3 separate regions of the Homo sapiens genome follow, and all the other regions are linked to region 3. Evidence: read pairs that join two places in POLR2A ChIA-PET (ENCODE). Cell type or tissue: Caco-2. All regions are shown on one strand.

Region 1 (2,500 bases), 65 kb after region 3:
GAGTGGTGGCTCATGCCTGTAATCCCAGCACTTTGGGAGGCTGAGGTGGGAGATCACTTGAAGCCGGGACTTTGAGTTCAGCCTGATACAGCGAGACCCTGTCTCTACAAAAAATAAAAATACAACAGGCACGGGGGCCCACTTGAGGGTGGAGGGTGGGAAGAGGGAGAAGATCAAAAACTACCTAGCGGGTATTATGCTTATTACCTGGATGACAAAATCATCTGTACACCAAACCCTCGCAACATGCAATTTACCCATGTAACAAACCTGGACATGTACTCCTGAACCTAAAAGTTTAAAAAACATATATGATAGTGAAAAAATGAAAATAAAATTAGCTGGGTGTGTTGGCATGTGCCTGTGGTCCCAGTTACTTCGGAGGCTCAGGTGGGAGGATTGCTTGAGCCTAGGAGTTAGAGGCTGCGGCGAGCTGTGACTGCAATGCTACATTCTAGTCTGGGCAACAGAGCAAGACCATGTCTCTGAAAAAAATAAATAAAAAAAAAACGGGTTTCTGTAAATGAAAAAGTTATACGTAAATGAAATGGAAAATAAAAATGAAAAAGTTATATATGCACATGGTAATAAGTCAGGCACTATGAAAATGTATACAGTGAAAGCTCCATTTCCCACCTCTCTAGACATTGTCTCTATCTCCAGAAACCTTGGGTCCAAGGTCCCGTGCATATTCCTGACTGAAAGTTCCCATAAGCGCTTCTGCAGGACATGTCTAGATTCTGTTAACTGCAAAGACCCAGGATGACCCCTTCTCAGGAAGTCCTATGAATTTCTTTTTTTTTTTTCTCACGATCTTATTTTTATTTCTTGGCTGTTTTAGATTCGGGTTTTGGGTGTTCTGAGTTTCACTTTTCACATGAGTGTGCATCAAGGGTGTTCCCCACCATAAGGCAGGAAACCTGGAGGGGAGCAGAACAGTGGAAGTGTGACAAAGGCAGCTCTGTGAGGCCGTTGACACCAGCCCTGGCCTTTATCTAGTCTCTTCCTTCCACACGGTCCCTGGTGAGGGGATACCCACCTCTGGTGGGGCAGAGTGAGGGAGACCTGCCCTTCAGGGGGAGGTGCTGGCTCCACTTAGCTAGGGGAGTGTGCAAGGGATGCCGTGAACTTGCCAAGGAGGTTAGTAGGGAGGCCAGCTGGTCAACCTCCCTCTGTCCTATCACTACCTCTCATCTCACCCACTCTCCTCTACCCTGAGGGAAACAACGGAGTCTCCCACTCCCTCCCTACCTCTTTGTTTCTTATCTGTGAAGTGCAGTTAATGATACCTGGGGTTGTTAATGAAGCTCAAGTGAGATAACACATGAAAGTGTGAGAGTTGGGTCTTCTAAATTACATCTGCTGCTCTACTTTCCTGCATATTCACATTTACTCCTCATCTCATTCCCATGCTCAGGAGAGAAACAGTTAAAGCGAGAAATATTTTAGGGAACCCAAGCAGAGCTGCTCCTAGTTCTGCCATAATCACTCATGCGCTACAATTCACCCATTTCTGTGTGCCTCAATTTCCTCATCTGTAAAATGGATATGTTATTTTTATGATTGGGTTGTAAGATTAAATAAGCAAAGTGCTTAACCCAGCATCTGGTACACAATAAGCAGTCAGTTGAAATTTGGATGTTAGCCATTATAATATTAGCTGTTTTTCTTCTTTCCTTCCTCCATTCCTCCCTTCAATAAAATGCTGTTAAAGTGCTCCATGTGTTAGCCTCTATGCTAGGTCAGGTGTGGAGATACAAGGATAATAAGTCATGTCTGTCTCATCCAGACACCCATAGTTTGTCAGGGGAGCCTGATGTAAAAATGACTATGAAGGAGCAGGGCTAGGACTAGGGTAAGGCAAGTGAGGGCACTTCTCTTGAGTGCAAAATTTATGGGGGCATCTAAAAACTCAGTAACCAAGATAAATAATACTTTAATGCAATATTTTAAAAAAATCAAAATTAATGCAAAAAATCAGTGATGGACAAAGTATCAAAAATTCAAAATAAAGAATCAGCTGGGCCTGGTGGCTCATGTCTGTAATCCCAGCACTTTGGGAGGCTGAGGCAAGAGGATCACTTGAGCGCAGGAGTTTAAGACCAGCCTGGGCAACATAGTGAGACCCCATCTTTATTTAAAAAAAAAAAAAAGACTAGTTTCCTTCTAAGCCATATTGAAGCCTAAGGAAAAAAGAAAAATATATACCCTCATACATATTTTTCTGTATTTTTTGAATGGTTATTTTTTCCTAGAGCATTAAAGTAGTTGAAAAAACATTTAAAACTTGAAACATAGGTGTATTAAAACTCACAGCATTACTTTAAATATTTTATTTGTTCCAAAATGGAATTTATTATGATTTTACTTCAGCCTTAGTTAATTTTTTTTTTTTTTTTTTTTTTGAGACGGAGTCTCATTCTGTCGCCCAGGCTGGAATGCAGTCGCACGATCTCAGCTCACTGCAACCTCCACCTTCCAGGTTCAAGCGATTCTCGTG
Region 2 (2,500 bases), 55 kb before region 3:
TCTTGCTCTATCACCCAGGCTGGAGTGCAATGGCGTGATATCGGCTCACTGCAACCTCCGCCTCCCGGGTTCAAGCAATTCTTCTGCCTCAGCCTCCCAAATAGCTGGGATTACAGGCGTCTGCCATCAGGCCCGGATAATTTTTTGTATTTTTAGTAGAGACAGAGTTTCGCCATGTTGGCCAGGCTGGTCTCGAACTCCTGACCTCAGGTGATCCACCCGGCTCAGCCTCCCAAAGCGCTGGGATTACAGGCATGAGCCACCACGCCTGGCCTGATACATTATTTATTAATTTTTTTATGTAGTCACATACCTCATTTTATTTTTTGAGGTGGAGTCTCACTCTGTCGTCCAGGTTGGAGTGCAGTGGCTCCATCTCAGCTCACTGCAACCTCTGCCTCCCAGGTTCAAGTGATTCTCATGCCTTAGCCTCTGGAGTAGCTGGGATTACAGGTCCACACCACCAGGCCTGGCTAACTTTTGTATTTTTAGTAGAGACAGGGTTTCACCATGTTGGCCAGGCTGGTCTCAAACTCCTGACCTTGAGTGATCCACCTGCCTCGGCCTCCCAAAGTGCTGGGATTATAGGCATGAGCCACTGCTCCCAGCCAACATACCTCATTTTAAAAGTGTAGTCATACAGAAAAATAGATCCAATATGCACATGCTCAGCACCCAGTTTGGTGTAAAATAAATACTATTGTAAGCAGTGTGCGTATTGTGTTCTCTGGTGTGTGTGCTGTTTATCTGGATATGTCATGTCTCGAGCTCTCTGCATGTCTTACCTAGTCTGTCAGTATGTCCTTCAAACTGCTGGAGGGCAGGGACTGGAGGATGTTCTTGCAATTAATTCTATGTAGAGAGGCATACAGACAGATGATGAATGAAGGCTTGTGGTGGTAAACTACCAGTGTTCTCCAAGGATTAAATGCTAAACCTCAGAAACTGCAGAGGCTGTCCTTTTGTCAATAGACCTCAAGGGGCCTTAGGGGAGGGGACAAGAGACATTCATCTCCACCCAGTTTTATTGGCCTTCAGCCCCACCTTGTGCTGCTGCCAGGATGGCAGTCTTTCCCCTGGACATTACCATTTTGTCAGTTAGGGTAAACAAGCTGTTCCCCAAATGGCACTATCCACCCTAGGTAAGCATATGGGCACTTTCCCCTGCCTCCTCGGAGCTCTCAGTAGGGTTATACACAAAGTGCCAACCTCACAATTTAGTAAAATTCTCCACTTCAGGTGTGCCTCTATTGCAGCAGTTACTGCTTGTCTGCCCCACCAGACTGTAAGTCCCTAGAAGTCTCTGGCTCACGCCAAAGAGGATCAGTCTCCTGAGGAGAGTAGGGAAAGCCCTGGAGAGAAAAGGGTTGAGGGCCTTGTGCAGCTAGGGTCCTCTGTTCCCAGCATTTTCCCTGTATCACTCCCAGCAGTGATTCTGAATGCCAAGGGAGTGGAACATCTTTTATTTTATCTTATTTATTTATTTTTGAGATGTAGTCTTGCTTGGTCACCAGGCTGGAGTGCAGTGGCGCGATCTCGGCTCACTGCAACCTCCGCCTCCTGGGTTCAAGCGATTCTTCTGCCTCAGTCTCCCGAGTAGCTGAGACTACAGGCATGTGCCACCACACTCAGTTAATTTTTTTTTTTTTTTTGAGATGGAGTCTAGCTCTGTCGCCCAAGCTGGAGTACAGTGGCACGATCTCAGCTCACTGCAAGCTCCGCCTCCCGGGTTCACGCCATTCTCCTGCCTCAGCCTCCCAAGAAGCTGGGACCACAGGCGCCCACCACCACGCCCGGCTAATTTTTTTGTATTTTTAGTAGAGACTGGGTTTCACCATGTTAGCCAGGATGGTCTCGATCTCCTGACCTCGTGATCCGCCCGCCTCAGCCTCCCAAAGTGCTGGGATTACAGGTGTGAGCCACCGCGCCCGGCCCACACTCTGTTAATTTTTGTATTTTTATTAGAGACGGGGTTTCACCATGTTGGCCAGGATGGTCTTGATCTCTTGACCTTGTGATCCATCCGCCTTGGCCTCCCAAAGTGCTGGGATTACAGGAGTGAGCCACTGCGCCTAGCCTGGGAGTGGAACACCTTTTAGGAGAGCTATGAAAAAGGACAGGCAGTAGGGCTTTTATAATTTGAAGAACAACTCTCCTCTCAGGGGGAAATGTAAGCTTCTCCTCTCCATTACTGCTGTATGCAGTAGAGATCCTTTGAAGATGATCCTTTTCTTTTTTCTTTCTTTTTTTTTTTTTGAGACTGGGTCTCGCTGTGTTGCCCAGGCTGGCTGGAGTGCAATGGTGTGATCAAAGATCACTGCAGCTTTGATGTGAGCTCAAGATACCCTCCTGTGTCGGCCTCCAGAGTGGCTGGGGCTACAGGCATGTGCCACCATGCCCAGCTAATTTTTAATTTTTTGTGGAGATGGGGTTTTGCTTTGTCACTCAGGCTGGCCTTGAATTCTTGGGCTGAAGCAATCCTCAAGCCTTGGCCTCCCAA
Region 3 (2,500 bases):
AAGGAAGATGACGGCTTGCCCAGTCCATCCAACGTTTGTTCCCCAACCCAGCCAGTGCGTAGGTCTCCAGGTGACCCCATTTCAACCCATCATTTGAGAGGACTCACATTATTTATCCAGGAGATGTAAGCAGAGACCTGGGTGAAGACTGTAGGCTTCCTGGAGACATTACAGCCCCGGCTGGACACAAAGCTGGTCACTCCATGGACAGAATACTTGCCATTCACCAAGCAATGGAGGGGGCCCCCAGAGTCACCCTGCAGGGAGGAGAAACAGAATCCTAAAACTCCAGATCTTCGGGCTTTTGCTTGCACTCCCCCCGCCCCCGTCTCTGGTTGTGAAATTCTGTACGGTTTTAAAGCTCCAATGCAAATCTCCACCTCCTTCATGTCCCCACAATCAAAATGAATCTCTTCTTCCTTTCTAAACAACCACAATACTTCTTCTCTTTTGCTGCACTTATTTCATGTTCTGCCTTGTATTTTGGTTTCATAATTTGTTTGTACCTCCTCACACATGTCTATGAGCTTCCTGAGACAAAAACTCTTACCAAGATCTTTCCTCTCCACAATGCTAGCATAGAACTTTAAATATCTAAAGTTCAATCGCTTTTATTGGCTTAAATTGAACCTGGGGTGGCAAAAATAGGGCATTCTAATAATTTCTTTATCCCCAGCATTTAGACCAATGGGTATAATTAGACCAAGTATTTAGACTTGGTAGTCAAAACATGCTAAACTAAACTGGAATGAAGAGGAAAGTGATGTATTAGGTCACATGCTCAACTGGGAACCTGGGTTTATGGAATATGATCTTGCCTCCCTTCTTACTCAGCTTCTAGAATGCCAGGTCCATAATGCCACACATAAAATGGGAAGATACTTCTCTGGAAAAACTGAACAGTCCAAGAGGAAAGACCTAAAGATACTGACATTGGAGGTCCTCCACTAAAATGGCCTAGCCAGATCACCTGACAGAGAATCCACTATTGATGAACCCCATCTAAGGCTCAGAGCTACCAATCAGCCCACCCACTCTGGGTAAAAATACCACCCCCACTCTGAAATAAAAGCAGATGGTTAAGGATCACTAAACATCTAAAGAATGCCTCTAGCCGGGCCCAGTGACTCATGCCTGTAATCCCAGCACTTTGGGAGGCTGAGGCGGGCGGATCACGAGGTCAGGAGATCGAGACCATCCTGGCTAACACGGTGAAACCCCATCTCTACTAAAAATACAAAAAATTAGCCGGGCGTGGTGGTGGGCGCCTGTAGTCCCAGCTACTCGGGAGGCTGAGGCAGGAGAATGGCGTGAACCCGGGAGGCAGAGCTTGCAGTGAGCCAAGATGGCGCCACTGGGCTCCAGCCTGGGCGACAGAGTGAGACTCTGTCTCAAAAAAAAAAAAAAAAAAGGAATTCATCTAATATAAAAATAAAGATTGAAACAAAGAAACAAGGAGCTAAATAAAAAAATGAAGGCAACCAAGACTATGCAGGGAGAAGAAAACAAGCAATAAAACCATAACTAATAGGCTGGGCATGGTGGCTCCACACCTGTAATCCCAGCACTTTGGGAGGCTGAGGCGGGCGGATCACCTGAGGTCAGGAGTTCAAGACTAGGCCAACACAGTGAAACCCCTAAAACTCTATTAAAAATACAAAAATTAGCCGGGCGTGGTGGTACATGCCTGTAATCCCAGTTACTCAGGAGGCTGAGGCAGGAGAATCGCTTGAACCCAGGAGCTGGAGGTTGTAGTGAGCTGAGATTGCACCACTGCACTTCAGCCTGGGCGACAGAGCGAGACTCCGTCTCAAAACAAACACACAAACAAAAAACATGACTAATATGCATCCATGATACAAGAACGGCATACTACTAAACAACATTCAGACAGCAAAAAGAGCCTTTGGAAATTACAGATTTGATAGATTTAGAAATGAGAGACTGGAAGAGTTGGAACATAAGATAGAACAAACAAGATATAGAGAAAACAAGAGGACCAGCTTAGGAGGCAAACATGTGAATAACAGAAATTCTAGAAAGAGAAAAGTGAAAATAGAGTGGGAGGAAATCAACAAATAAACAACATTTTCTGGATCAAAGGTCTGGAGTTTCCGGGAAAACCCACCCATTAAGTATCCCTCACAACGAATGCAAATAGATCCACATAGACCACTAGGTCAAGAGAAGATGATATAGGTCACTTAACAAATTAGTGGAGTGTGTGGGGTTGAATTAATGAAAAACTGACTATATTAAGCAAATGAAAAAGACAATTTTTAACAGACATTGAAAAAATTGAAAAAGTTGTGCAGCAAGGGCTGACCTTGGTGGTTTATGACTGTAATCCCAGCACTTTGGGAGGCTGAGGCAGGAGGACTGCTTAAGCTAAAGCCAGGAGTTTGAGACCAGCCTGGGGTACAAACCGAGACCCCCATCTCTATTAAAATTTTAAAAAATCAGCTGAGTGTGGTGGCATGTGCCTGTAGTCCTGGCTACT

What was found. ChIA-PET counts read pairs that join two places held together with the same protein. Peaks named below come from ENCODE experiments on the same cell type or tissue, not always from the same donor. Only the 100,000 strongest peaks of a DNase experiment are listed, where the experiment ranks them.
Region 1: POLR2A ChIA-PET joins it to region 3 with 6 read pairs; 9 of 35 experiments call an interaction of 5 or more read pairs at or near these places.
Region 2: POLR2A ChIA-PET joins it to region 3 with 5 read pairs; 26 of 35 experiments call an interaction of 5 or more read pairs at or near these places.

The regions. Positions count from the first base shown.
Region 1 is chr12:51,394,543-51,397,042 of GRCh38, forward strand. It overlaps a transcript of SLC4A8 not described here. Among named protein-coding and RNA genes, the nearest start is that of GALNT6, 4.4 kb to the left of the region's middle. In Caco-2, no CTCF peak of the experiment used is centred here; a DNase peak (open chromatin) is centred at 1,149.
Region 2 is chr12:51,274,273-51,276,772 of GRCh38, forward strand. No RefSeq gene overlaps it. Among named protein-coding and RNA genes, the nearest start is that of SMAGP, 5.1 kb to the left of the region's middle. In Caco-2, no CTCF peak of the experiment used is centred here; a DNase peak (open chromatin) is centred at 1,029.
Region 3 is chr12:51,329,577-51,332,076 of GRCh38, forward strand. It overlaps CELA1 (chymotrypsin like elastase 1), which reads right to left. Exons shown (of 8, transcript NM_001971.6): 7 at 108-257. Among named protein-coding and RNA genes, the nearest start is that of BIN2, 6.7 kb to the left of the region's middle. In Caco-2, no CTCF peak of the experiment used is centred here; no DNase peak of the experiment used is centred here.